Linked DNA regions of Homo sapiens: region 1 is linked to region 2. Evidence: chromatin contacts called from ENCODE Hi-C or POLR2A ChIA-PET data. All regions are on one chromosome and are shown on one strand. The core of a region is the stretch at or near the end of the contact, and the rest is flanking DNA. Distances in the headings are between cores, read along the strand shown. Region 1 holds the start of AVPI1 (arginine vasopressin induced 1). Region 2 has its middle 23 kb from the start of PIK3AP1.

Region 1 (6,906 bases), core at 3,262-5,761, 950 kb before region 2:
TTAGTGCTTCTATAATGTACCATTTTTCTTTTTTCTTTTCTTTTCTTTTTTTTTTTTTTTTTTTTTTGAGACAGGGTTTTGCTCTCGTTGCCCAGGCTAGAGTGCAGTGGCACAATCTCGGCTCACTACAACCTCCACCTTCCAGTTTCAAGCGATTCTCCTGCCTCAGTCTCCCAAGTAGCTGGGACTACAGGCGCCCATCACCACGCCCAGCTAATTTTTTTGTATTTTTAGTAGAGATGGCATTTCACCATGTTGGTCAGGCTGTTCTCGAACTGCTGACCTTGTGATCTACCCGCCTCAGCCTCCCAAAGTGCTGGGATTACAGGCGTGAGCCACGGCGCCCAGCTTGTACCATTTTTCTATAAGGACTTTGCTATTTTTCGCCTGTCCAGATTGTCACTTGATAGAAGAGGGCTATAGTCTAGCTGCCTTGTGTAATGTCATAAGCAGAAGGGGCTTTCTTAAAAAGTTTAGAATGCCCATGATTATTTATCAAGAAAATCAGAGTTAATTCAAAAGTTGCACTGTTGCATGTCAGTTGAGTGTAAAAGTTCTCTCTGCTTTGCCCAGAACAGGACAAATAGCAATAAGAAACCCATGGGAATAAGTGTCAGCCCCATTAGGGAACCATAACTGTCCAGCTGCTTGAACCATTCCTGCAGGATAGAAAGAGGGAAGGAGTCCAATGCTGGTTTAGTGTCTATAGCAAGGTGTATATTAAGAACTCAGCCTACAGTACCTCAATTCATCTTCACAGCAACACTGAAAAGTGGTGTGATTATTCTCATTTTAAAGACAAGAAAAAGAGGCCAGGTTGGGTGGCTCACGTCTGTAATCCCAGCACTTTGGGAGGCCGAGGCAGAGAGATCACGAGGTCAAGAGATAGAGACCATCCTGGCCAACATGGTGAAACCCTGTCTGTACTAAAAATACAAAAATTAGCTGGGCGTGGTGGCACACGCCTGTAGTCCCAGCTACTCAGGAGGCTGAGGCAGGAGAATCACTTGAATCCGGGAGGCAGAGGTTGAAGTGAGCTGAGATTGGGCCACTATACTCCAGCCTGGTGACAGAGCAAGACTCTGTCTCAAAAAAAAGAAAAAAAAAGACAAGAAAATAGGCAGAGGAATTAAGTCATTTGCTTAAGGTAAAACAGCTAGAACCCCCTTCCTAGACTTTACTTCCTTTGAGGGTAAAAACCAGTACTGAGTTGAACCATATTCGAGCCCAAGACAAAAGAAAAAATATATGTCCTATATGCACTTACCTTCCATATTTTGAACCAAATAGAACAAGTGGATAAAAGCATTCCAATAAAAAAAAGACTACATATAAAGTTCCATGTTATTCAATCTGTTCACATGTTATTGTCAACTCTCATAAAGCCACTTGTCAGGACACGCAGTGGCAGTCTGCCTGGGAACCATGGGCTGATTGGTAATGACTGTTCCCATTGCAAAATAATGCAAGGTCATAAACAATAGTCTGCCTATATTTTAAATGTTGATATTCTGTTCATCATGGATTTTTTGCATTAATTTCGATTTTTAAAAATATTGTGTTAAGATATTATTTATCTTGGGTTTCCTGAATTTTTTGGTGCCCTCTTAAATTTTATGCCTGAAGGGAGTTCCTCACTAAACTCACTTTAATCTAGGCCCCTGGGTAAACTCAAGTTTGGGCCTGAATTTCATGAGGTTTCCATTCCCCAGAGTTGACTTTCTCTAAACAGGGCCCCGTCCGGGGTGATTACTGTCTCCAGCACCATTCTGTGGGTCTCAGATGTTACTCCACTTCTGGTGAGGCTTACATGGCCCACACAACTGTGGAGTGCCCCACCTTCTCGCCAGAAGTATTGAATCACAAAGCTGTAACAACAGAAATGGTTCCATTGTGTGGTAAGCACATGGTCACATGCCTGCAAAAATGTTTGGAGATACCAGATACGCTCCACCCAGCCTTAGTCACATCTGAGCCAGAAACCACAAGTTCCCAATTCCTACCTCGGGATGCTCATCTAAGCTCATGGCATCAGAGTTCCTAGGTTCACCCAGCACTGATATGCCAAGAGTCTGGCTTCCCCATTGGTTAGAATGGGCCAGTGGGAGTCACTGGCTCAGAAGCTCAGCCTTTGGTTTAGGAGCCTGCACAGTCCCCTCCTTAGCAAAGTAGTTGGCTGAAAGTCTCTGCACCAATACTTTCCACTGGAGACGAACATCGCTGATTTCTTTGTTCTTTTCAACAGTTCCCCAGGGCTTGAGGAAAAGTGAAGAGAAGCCACTGTAAAAACCTTTTTAACGGGCCGGGCGCTGTGGCTCACGCCTGTAATCCCAGCACTTTGGGAGGCTGAGGCCGGAGGATCACGAGGTCAATTGATCGAGACCATCCTGGCCAACATGGTGAAACCCCATCTCTACTAAAAATACAAAAATTAGCCGGGCATGGTGGCCTGCACGTATAATCCCAGCTACTCGGGAGGCTGAGGCAGGAGAATCGCTTGAACCCGGGAGGCAGAGGTTGCGGTGAGCCGAGATCGTGCCACTGCATTCCAGCCTGACGACAGAGTGCGCCTCCGTCTCAAAAAAAGCAAACAAACAAACAAAAAAACCTTTTAGCGGCCGGGCATGGTGGCTTACGCCTGTAATCCCAGCACTTTGGGAGGCCGAGGCAGGTGGATTACCTGAGGTCAGGAGTTCAAGACCGGTCTGGCCAACATGGTGAAACTGCATCTCTACTAAAAAATACAAAAATTAGCCAGGTGTGGTGGTACGTGCCTGTAGTCTCAGCTACTCGGGAGGCTAAGGCAGGAGAATCGCTTGAACCCAGGGGGCAGAAGATGCAGTGAACTGAGATGGTGCCACTGCACACCAGCTTGGGCAACAGAGTGAGACTCTGTCTCAAAAATACAAAACAAAAAACCCTTTTAGCCACAGCACAACAACACTTACGCTGTTTTTGTGCAGAAGGACAGAGAGAGGAACTGGAGATCATGGGGTGAGGACAAATAGCTCCCAAGCATCCCCTTCACGCTGCAACAAGGAATTCACAAAGCCCCATGTGCTGGCTCTTCCCCTTCCCACCCACAACTTTTACAGAAGAAAAATCAAGCTTAAATGGATAAGAGGTCAGCTATGAAGTAAAAAGGAAGTCAGGGAGACCCAGGAGCCTTTCCTGAGCATTGCTGAACAAGTGCACAAACACTTCATCTTCCAAGGACAAAACAAGCATTTATCAGAGGCCTACTGGACACCCTGCCTCCACTCCTGCCCCCTCCAATCCAAGTTCCAAACTGCAGCCAGAGTGACCTTCTAAAAACACAAACTTGTCATGATGATGAAATTTGCAAAGTGCTGACTGACACTACTGGTACGTGGTAAGTACTATAAAATGCCCGTTACATAAACACAGTACATATAATGCCATTCCTTGTTTAAACCCCTCCAAGGATCACATGCAACCTTCTCTGCCTGCCTCTGCCTTCTACTTCCCACCGTGCTCTCTCTTGCTAGCCTTACTCCGGGTCGCATTTAATTCCTCCGGAGCCAAGCTACCTCCTGGCCCAACCAAATGCCTTTCCCTCTTTCCTTAAAGCAGTCTCCCCAGATCCACTCCTCTTCATTTGACCAGTTTCAACTCCTTCTTTATATCTCAGCTTAAATGCTGCTTCTTCAGCCCTCCTGAACCTCCCAGAGGAAGCTTAGGTTCCTCCATATTTATCCTCTTATAGCCATAACATTGATCACAACTGTAATCACATACTCCATGTTTTAGGTTGTTTAATGCCTGCCTCCCTTACTAGGCTGTAGACTCCCCAGGACAAGGGCTATAGGTCTTTCCGTCTCTCTTGTTTACGGCCTATCAAGGAACTCGGACAGCATAGGTCACTAATGAACATTTCCGAATGCATACAAACTTTAAAATACGGTCTTGTTTAGGTAACCGGCCCAAAGTCGCACAAATGACCCAATATTTGAACCCACGACATTCTGGCTTTGAAGCCCAAGGTCTGACTCCAGCAGACTGCCCCCTCCTCTCCCTCAAAGCCGGAGCCAAACGGTGGGCTGGGAGGGGACTTGAGCGGCAGAGTCTGAGGATCTGCAGAGGGCCACGCGCTGCAAGGCAGTCAGTGCCGCGCGCGCTGGCCTCGGGCCCAGGAGAAGGGGCATCCGTCACGTGTACCCGGCAGGGCCAGCTTTCGCCGCACCCTGGGGCAGGAATGCAGCCCCGCCCAGCTCCCGCGCCAGCAAAACCGCGCTGGCCCTGGGGACTGACGTCAATGAAGGGGGCGCCTCGGGCGCCGCGCGGGGGCGGAGAGGGCGGTGGGCAGGGCCCGGGCAGACACGCCCCCTCACCGCCGCTCCGCCGCCGATTAGGTTTGAGGAAGCTTCGCACTCCGCTTTCGAGGCCAGCGGAGGCGGGGGGCGGGGATGGACACGCCCCCTCCCTGTCTCCCACCGATGATTGGCGCACGGAACTCCGCCTTGGGTTTGGAAGGCTCGCCTGGGAGCTCATACCTGGCTAGGGCCGAGGATTGGCTGTTCCGGGGCTAGGGAGCGCTTTCTCCCGGGAACCGCGGCTGTGACCCAAGTGGCCCGGACCAGTTTGGGGCTGCGTGCGGCCTGCCTCAAGCAACCAGGTACGTAGGTCGGCGGCCCAGCTCGGCGCTGCGGTGGGAGCCGGAGGGCGACAGTCAGAGCCGGGGTGCCAGCGGGACGCGACCGCCAGATCCACTTAGGACCCCGTCGTTCTGCGAAGCGGCCACGTCTGAGTCCCGGGGCCTCCTCGTGCTGCAGATGTCGCCTTAGGACCTCGGCCAGGATACCCTCTGCCATGCTCTTGTGCTGCCCGTGATCACCGACTGGCCCTTGTAAGCACCTTCGCAGAGCTGCGCCTGCCCTTTCTGAAGGCTGTGGAAGAGGTTGGAGTGGGCGCATCTTAGCTTGCCCCATCCCCATTTGAGGTCTGTCGGAGCTGCCCTTCAGTGTGGTGAGTACCTGCTCCAATTCTCCACCGGGCAGTGGAGTGCAGAGGGTACAGAGGCTAGCTTGGGAGTCCTGACTTTGGATCCCTCCCTGCTCCTTCCACAATCTACAGAAGCAGATAGCCTCCGAAAGGCTTCTGGGACCGACCTTCCCCAGAAGACCTCCTCAGCCATCTGGCAGGAACAAAAATAACAGTGGCTTGAGAGCCCGGGTGCTGGGGTCAGACTGCCTGGGTTCATGTCCCAGCTTCCATCACCTGCCAGCTGTGTGACTTTGGGTGTAGCTTTCTCATCTGTAAAATGGGTATAACAATAGTGCCACCTTAAGTGAGGAGGAAAGAAAGCACCCATCTGAACGTGCTCTGTTCTGCGCTTGACACTGAACAAGCTGCCTCTATGATTTTAATCATAAAGCTATGATTTAAAAGTACACAGATTTGTTGATGGCTGTGATGATGAAAATGACAATGATTCTATAGCCCCTGGTAGTCAAACAGCCTTTCCCTTCATCATTTATTCATTCAACCAGCATGCATAGAATGTCTGTGGTATACCAGGTACTAGAAGGAATGCCGTCACAAACTTAATCTCCCTTTTCCTGTTAAGAGTTATTTATACTCACCATTTATTTTAAAAAGCTTATTTAAAATTTTATAGAGGCAGTCTTGCTATGTTGACCAGGCTGGTCTGGAACTCCTGGGCTCAAGCAATCCTCCCACCTCAGCCTCCCAAAGTGCTGGGATTACAGGCGTGAGCCACCAGGCCTGGCCTTATACTATTTTGATGACGAGCAACTTGTGGCAGGGGAAACTGAGACTTATCCAAGGTCACCCAGTTAGCAGCACAGCCAGAATTCAGGGTTCTAGAAATCTTGAAAGGGTTATCCCTAGATCTAGTAGCAGTTTATTTCCAGGTCATATATGAGAACTGGTCTGGGGAAAGGGCCCAGTTCCTTTCTCCACCTCCAGGGGCATGGATTTGGAGGCCAATGTATATCCAGTTGTCTCGGCATACCTCCCTGAGGCTAGGCCCTGCTGGTGGGGAAGCCCACACAGCGATTTGAACTGGGCTTCCCATTTGAGGAGCCACAGATTTTGGCTGCTGTCCAGTGGCATGTCTGTATAGGATAGCAGGCCAGGGTCCCAAGTGTTGATTCAGGCCTTGGGCCAGAGCCTCCAGTAATTTTTCTAAGAGCCCCTAGGCCCCTGATTACAGAGATTATTGCTATCACCTGGGTTATTGGAAGGGGGCCTCCTCCTGCATGAGGACCTAGGAGTTGCCAGCTCACCCAAATGTGTTCTGCCTCTGGTGGTTACCTGTGCCTCCCTGGGACTGCAGTGAGATACTCTCCTAGAATAGCTGTCTGAACTGAACTTCATATATTGCAAAGAGTGCTCAATTGCGCGCCATATTTATATATTGCAAATTCATTGCATGGTGAGTCACTTTTTAAATATATTTCTTTGTTAGGGTTCCACAGTTCTTCACTTATTGCCTGTTTCAAAACAAGTTGAACTTTGTCATTTTCAATGTTTGGTATTTCCTTTGGGGTTCACTTTCAACCTAGTTTGTGTCAAATTGAAGTATTTTGCAATTGGTCTTTACTCGTTTGTACACAGACCCATACTTACCTTCTTTTATGTCAGTTCTGAAATGAAAGGTCCATTTGTAATCTTTTAATAGCCCCATGGTTTCATTTTCTAGTTTTCAAAAGTACTATTGTGCAAGTATACACTGACTTTTCCTGGACTAAGGTCTTCTCCAGGAAATTGGAGGGAAAATAACTATTGAACACATGGAATGAGACAGGAAAAGTTTCCTTTGATAATAAAAGTGTTCTGATTCGACATTTCATCGGTTTTCCCAAAACTTAACCATCTAATCCTACCTGGAATCAGCCTAGTTTTATTCCCAGCCTCACTCTG
Region 2 (6,741 bases), core at 4,084-6,583:
TGGGTCCCACTATGTTGCCCAGGTTAATCTCAAACTCCTGAGCTCAAGAGATCCTCCTGCCTTGGCCTCCTGAAGTGCTGGGATTACAGGCCTGAGCCACCATGCCTGGCTTCTCTGTACCATTTATTGTCTCTGTGCTGCACTCACCTCATCTGGAAAATTCCCAAAGGCAGTTTGGTGTAGAGACAGAACCAAAAAGCTCTGGGGTTGACATAGCTGTATCCCTCTATTTACTGTGTGATTTTTAGTAAGTTACTTAACCTCTCTGAGCCTCAGTTTTCCATTCTCTGAAGAAGAGAAAATGGGTTGTAAGACTCAGGGTTGTTATGAGGGTTAAATAAGATAGTGTAACAGCATTTATTGTATTCTAAGCACTCAAAAAAAGAACTCTCTCCTCCTTGAAATATAAACTTTGATTTTGGGGGTAAAGAAAAACTGCCCATAGTTTTAGTATAAGTAACAACACCCAATTTGATGAAGAAAATATGTTTAATGTATGTGAAAGGACTGGTTTGGGATTCTTTTATGGTTCAGCAGAAGAAAGAAACCATTTTTCTCATACCCATAGTCTAACTCCACACAGATCCACTGACAGATCTCCTAGGGGGATAGGCTGTCCTGGATGGGAAGTGAGAGAGCGAGAGGTCCCACCTGGAGAGTGTGAAGGGGAAAAAACGAATCCCTAGACTTGGGAAGAGTGATATTATTGTGGGTTGAATGGTGGCTCCCAAAAACGTGGCCCACATCTTAACCCCTGGAACCCGTGAATGTGACGTTATTTGGAAAAAGGGTCTTTGCAGATATAATCCCAAGGTGAGATCATCCTGGATTATCTGTTGGGTTTTTTTTTTGTTTTGTTTTGAGATTGAGTCTTGCTCTTGTCACCCAGGCTGGAGTGCAGTGGCACGACCTCAGCTTACTGCAGCCTCCGCCTCCAGGTTCAAGTGATTCTCTTGCCTCAGCCTCCGGAGTAGCTGGGATTACAGGTGTGTGCCACCACACTTGGCTAATTTTTGTATTTTTTTTTTTTTTTAATTTTAGTAGAGACAGGGTTTCACCATGTTGACCAGGCTGGTCTCGAACTCCTGATCTCAGGTGATCTGCCTGCCTTGGCCTCCCAAAGTGCTGGGATTACAGGCATGAACCACCACGCCCAGGCCATCCTGGATTATCTGGATGGACCCTAAATCCAATGACAAGTGTTCTTATAAGAGACATAGAAGAGAGACCTGGGGAAAAGAGGTGATATGAGGAGGGAGGCAGAGATCTGAGTTATGCAGCCACAAGCCAAGGAACTCCTGGAGCCACCAGAAGCTGGAAGGAGCAATGAAGGATTGTCCTCCATGTCTTCAGAGGGAGTGCCGTCCTGCTGACACCTTGATTCCAGACTTTTGGCCTCCTGAATTGTGAAAGAATAAACATCTGGTTCAGGCCTGGTGGCTCATGTCTATAATCCCAGCACTTTGGGAGGCTGAGGTGGGCAGATTGCTTGAGCCTAGGAGTTTCAGACCAGCCTGGGCAACATGGCGAAACCCTATTTCTACAAAAAAAATCCCCCCAAAATTAGCCGGATATGGTGACATGCGCTTGTAGTCCCAGCTACTTGGGAGGCTCAGGTGGGAGGATCACTTTGAGTCTGGGGGGCAGAGGTTACAGTAAGCCAAGACTGCACCACTGCATTCCAGCTTGGGTGACAGAGTGAAGCCTTATCTGAAAATTTAAAAAAAAAATTGTGTAGTTTTAAGCCATGAAATTTGTGGTAATGTGTCACAGCAGCCACGGGGAACTAATACAAGTGGCATGGGACAATTTTAGTGGCAACTCTGGGAAAAGAACCAAGATTAAAAGACATCAAGAGAGGACCCATTCAACTAAATATGTAGCATCAGACAATAGGGATGCAGACCTCACACCGACGACATACTAACCTTCTGAAACCAAGTCACACAGAGAGGGAAGTAGGTCAGTAGAACCGACAGGACATCAGGGTAGGAAACCAAAGAGGCCGTGTTGCCTGAAGTGAGGGATGCCGGCCATCTCAGATCCTGCCCCAGCAATGGCAAAATGGATCTCTCAGATGCTGGGAGATTAGACAGAGATATACAAAGAACGAGCACATTTCTGTTAGAATAGGAAAAAATAAAAAATAAAAGGGAAATGGTCAAGAGGTAGGAAGATATAGCTTCCTCTCAAGGAGCCAATAGCCACTGGGGTGTGCTGTTTTCTCATGATCAAAGGTTTGAGAGGGATGACTCACAAGCCTCTACTGAAGGGTCTCACAGAGAAATGCACCAAAAAGAAAGGGTATGGAAGCAACCTAAGTGTCCAGTACCAGAGGACAGGTGAAATGATAGCACAGCCGCACAACAGGGCATGATGCAGCCACAGTGCTGTGGATGAATGTTCACTCAATTGAAATATGTTCAAGACATATTAAGTGCAGAAAGCAAGCGTGAAACAGTAGGTACAATGTAATCCTGTTCCTCATATGTAAAATGCAGATGAAGGTAATAGTAGTTACCCTATAGAATTGTTACAAGCATTTGATTAATATATGCAAAGTGCTTGGCAGTACCTAGAACATGTAGATGCTGTACAGCATCACTGTTTTATCATCACTTATTTTTTTTTAATTCTTAACATTTTTATTTTATTTATTTATGTTTAGACAGAGTCTTGCTCTGTCACCCAGGCTGGAATGCAGTGGTGCAATCTCGGTTCACTGCAACCTCCACCTCCCAGGTTCAAGTGATTCTCGAGCCTCAGCCTCCCAAGTAGCTGGGACTATAGGTGCATGACCCCATGCCCAGCTAATTTTTGTATCTTATTTTATTTTTGAGATGAAGTTTCACTCTTGTTGCCCAGGCTGGAGTGCGATGGTGTGATCTTGGCTCACTGCAACCTCCACCTCCCGGGTTCAAGAGATTCTCCTGCCTCAGCCTCTCGAGTAGCTGGGATTACAGGGGCCCGCCACCACGCCCAGCTAATTTTTGTATTTTTAGTAGAGACAGGGTTTCACCATGTTGATCAGGTGGGTCTCAAACTCCTGACCTCAAGTGATCGGCCCGCCTCGGCCTCCCAAAGTGCTGGGATTACAGGCATGAGCCACCGTGCCCGGCCTAAAACAATTTTTTTTTTAATATGGAATGCTTCGTGAATTTGCATGTCATCCTTGCACAGGGGCCATGCCAATCTTCTCTGTATTGTCCCAATTTTAGTATATGGGCTGCCGCAGTGAGCACTATCATCGCTTCTTTTAAGTATTCAGGTCCACTGTTCTGACCCTTGGGGGTCAATGTATTTTGTGATTCAAACTTTTTCAGATTTTACAAAGGTGTATAATTATGGAACATCCTTAGTGTGCTTGAAGTAGCAACTCACGACAGCCAAATTCATTAATATTTCTGCAGTGAAACATACGAGTATTCACATTAAGTGAGATAACTGAAGAATATAAATAGCACCACATCAGTTTGGATCAGGTGGTGCAGCCAAATAAATTCACTACAAACTTGGAAAACAAACACAAAAACAAAACAACCTTGTGGTTCCAGGGATTTTTGCCTGGGGGAATTACAGATGAGAGACTGTCGACCTGTTTATATAGAAGCATCAGGAAAGCCTGAATGCATTGTCTTGTTACGGTGCTGCTGCTCACTGAGGAGACTGCGGCTTATTTTTATTTTTATTTTTGCCTTTTGACTTTGCTGTTTTAATTTTTCTGCACTGAGTATTAAATACTTTTTTGCCTATAGTTTCTTGAATTTCAATCGATTCAGATAAATGTAACACAAATTTAACCCAAGGAGAATATTGCGTTGCTCAGTGGACCTCAAAAAGATCATAGCCAGCATTGGGTTCACAATTTTCATTTGCACCTTTAAGAAAGTATATTTTTCTGGGGAGGCAGGGAACACTAAAGGAGATGGAGCGGGTTTTTCTATTCTTTTTCTTCTGTCTTTAAGTTGGTCCCACCAACACAGTCCATATCCAGAACTAGTTAATTCCTCATCTAGGGCTTGCTTTACCTCCCCTCCCCTCCCCTCCCTTTCCTCTCTCTCTCTCTCTCCCCCTCCCCTCCCCTTTCTTTTTTGAGATGGAGTCTTGCTCTGTCGCCCAGGCTAGAGTGCAGTGGCGTGATCTCGGCTCACTGCAACCTCTGCCTTCTGGGTTCAAGCAATTCGCCCACCTCAGCCTCTGGAGTAGCTGGGACTACAGGTGCGCGCCACCATGCCCAGATACTTTTTGTATTTTTAGTAGAGACAGGGTTTCATCATATTGTCCAGGCTGGCCTTGAACTCCTGACCTTGTGATCTGCCCGCCTCAGCCTCCCAAAGTGCTGGTATTACAGGCATGAGCCACCGTGCCCAGTCCCTCCTCTTTCATGATAAATATATATTAGTTTTACATTAAAAAGTAAAACAAGGCCAGACATGGTGCATTCTGCCTGTAATCCCAGCATTTTGAGAGGCTGAGGTGGGAGGATTGCTTGAGGCCAGGAGTTCAAGACCAGCCTGGGCAATATAGCCAGACCCGGTCTCTACCAAAAATGAACTGAGTTAGCTTGGCATGTTGGTATGTGTCTGTAGTCCCGGCTACTCGGGAGGCTGAGGCAGGAAGATGGCTTGAGCCCAAGATTTTGAGGTGGCAGTGAGCTGTGATTGCATCACTGTACTACAGCCTGGGCGAGAGAGCAATACCTTATTTCTCTAAAGAAAAAAAATAAGGGAATCAGGCGTTGTAGCTCACGCCTGTAATCCCAACACTTTGAGAGGCTGAGGTGGGTGGATCACCTGAGGTCAGGAGTTTGAGACCAGCCTGGCCAACATGATGAAATTCTGTCTCTACTAAAAATACAAAAATTAGCTGGGTGTCGTCGTGGGCGCCTGTAGTCTCAGCTACTCAAGAGGCTGAGGCAGGAGAATTGCTTGAACCCAGGTGGCAGAGGTTGCAGTGAGCTGAGATCGCACCACTGCGCTCCAGCCTGGGTGACAGAGCGAGACTCTGTCTCAAAAATAAATAAATAAAATTAAAATTAAAAAAAAGGTAAATCAGTAACCACAATAAACTGAAAAATAAATAGAATGTGGGGACAAGTGAGAGAAGTGTGTGTGGACAGGGGAAATGGGGGAAGAAGGACCCTGCAGGGACACGGAGGGGGTTTAGGGGAGGTTTTTAGGGAGTGAGCTGCCTCATGAGTCAGGAAGGAGATGTTGCTGGGCAGAGCTGCAGTCAGTGAGGCAGGGAGAGGTGGCTGTTCTGGGCGACTTTGCAGCTCAGGGCAGGCGCAGGGCCCAGAAGGGGAACGGGAAGTGTCGAAACATCCGTGGGACGCCCTGCTGAGTTCTCCAACCCTGAAACCCGGGACCCTTTCCTGTACAGCTTCTTGGGAGCTTGAACAATTTGAGGGAGGTGACATATCCAGGAGGAAATTTCAATGCACATGTGTGAGGTCTTCTAGTCAACTGTCTATGTGGTTGAGGATTCCTTAGAATGATGAAAAACAAGCACTAATAGAAGGACCTGTGGCTATATCTACATCATCTATGTCTATGTATATATTTATTTTAAATCATGAGCCTTGCCAGACTCGGATTGGCTGATGGTTGAGGGACTTCTGCCAGAGGGCTGGCCAACCTGGGAAAGGGAAGTGTGCCTAAGCTAATGGAGGTTACAGAAGAAGGGGTGGGAAAGGCTTGCAGAAATTCTAAATAGAAAAGGAGCTTTGGATTAGGCAAGTCATATGTGGACTTTAAGGACATTGGAAGGTAGAAAATGCCAGATGAGGAAGACATCATGTACACACAAAATCTATAGCCCCAAGCCCTGATCCCTGTTGTCAGGACCCAAGACCAATTGCTAGTGAAGGGACACAGAGGCGAGAGAGTCCCAGAGGAAGGAGACCCTCCAGGGAAGGGTTCAGGAGGCAACAGCTCCCTCACAGTTCACAGAGGAGCCCTCATCCCCCAGCAAAGTCCATGAGCTGCCCAGGAGAGAAAGCTGATTTCTTTCCCACTTACCATGCGTAGGAGGACCCCCATGAGAATCTGGGCCTACCCATATGGCCAGCTCTTGGAGGCCTAGGACGGCCCAAGGGGCAAGGCTCAACAGAAGGTCAGGGCTGCCTCGGTGGAAGGGCTGCTGAGTGTGTGTGACGGACCTATGACGTGTGACCTGGCAGTGACTCTTAAACTAGGCTTTGCGGTACCCTGGACCAAGGCAGTCTACAGCTAAAACAGGAGTCTTTTCTGCATTTGTAGATAGAATTATCTTAATTTTAAAAATATTATTTTGGCTGGGTGTGGTGGCTCACGCCTGTAATCCCAACACTTTGGGAGGCCGAGGCAGGCAGATCACCTGAGGTCAGGAGTTCAAGACCAGCCTGGCCAACATGGCGAAACCCCATCTCTACTAAAAGTACAAAAATTAGCCGGGTGTGGTGGCACATGCCTGTAATACCAGCTACTGGGGAGGCTGAGGCAGGAGAATCGCTTGAACCCGGGAGGCGGAGGCTGCAGTGAGCCAAGATCGCGCCATTGCACTCCAGCCTGGGCAACAAGAGTGAGACTCCGTCTCAAAAACATAATTTCTTTCTTTCTTTCTCTCTTTCTTTCTTCCTTCCTTCCTCCCTCCCTCCTTCCCTTCCCTTCCTTTCCCTTCCCTCCCCTCCCCTCTCTCTCTCTCTTTCTTTCCCTCCCTCCCTCCCTCTCTCTCTTTCTTTCTAGATGGAGTCTCTCTCTG

The links. A loop is a pair of places that touch in the nucleus more often than their neighbours do. ChIA-PET counts read pairs that join two places held with the same protein, here RNA polymerase II (POLR2A).
Region 1: a map of CD14-positive monocyte shows a loop between it and region 2 (5-fold over the local background). The contact joins the promoter of AVPI1 here to the enhancer-like site in region 2. A Hi-C loop is called at or near these places in 1 of 168 maps with a recorded cell type or tissue (CD14-positive monocyte). POLR2A ChIA-PET finds 5 or more read pairs at or near these places in 1 of 52 experiments (GM10248).

What each region holds. Positions count from the first base shown.
Region 1 is chr10:97,684,846-97,691,751 of GRCh38, reverse strand. It overlaps AVPI1 (arginine vasopressin induced 1), which reads left to right and starts at 4,511. Exons shown (of 3, transcript NM_021732.3): 1 at 4,511-4,986. RefSeq lists enhancers at 3,467-4,420, 3,488-4,687, 4,421-5,374 and a silencer at 4,145-4,524.
Region 2 is chr10:96,739,668-96,746,408 of GRCh38, reverse strand. It overlaps the pseudogene RNU6-1274P. Among named protein-coding and RNA genes, the nearest start is that of PIK3AP1, 23 kb to the right of the region's middle. RefSeq lists enhancers at 2,270-2,319, 5,142-5,211. Within about 2 kb of position 5,333, at least 10 of the 41 ENCODE cell types and tissues checked have a DNase peak (open chromatin) inside an H3K27ac peak, as active enhancers do; they include CD14-positive monocyte, where a contact is called at or near this core.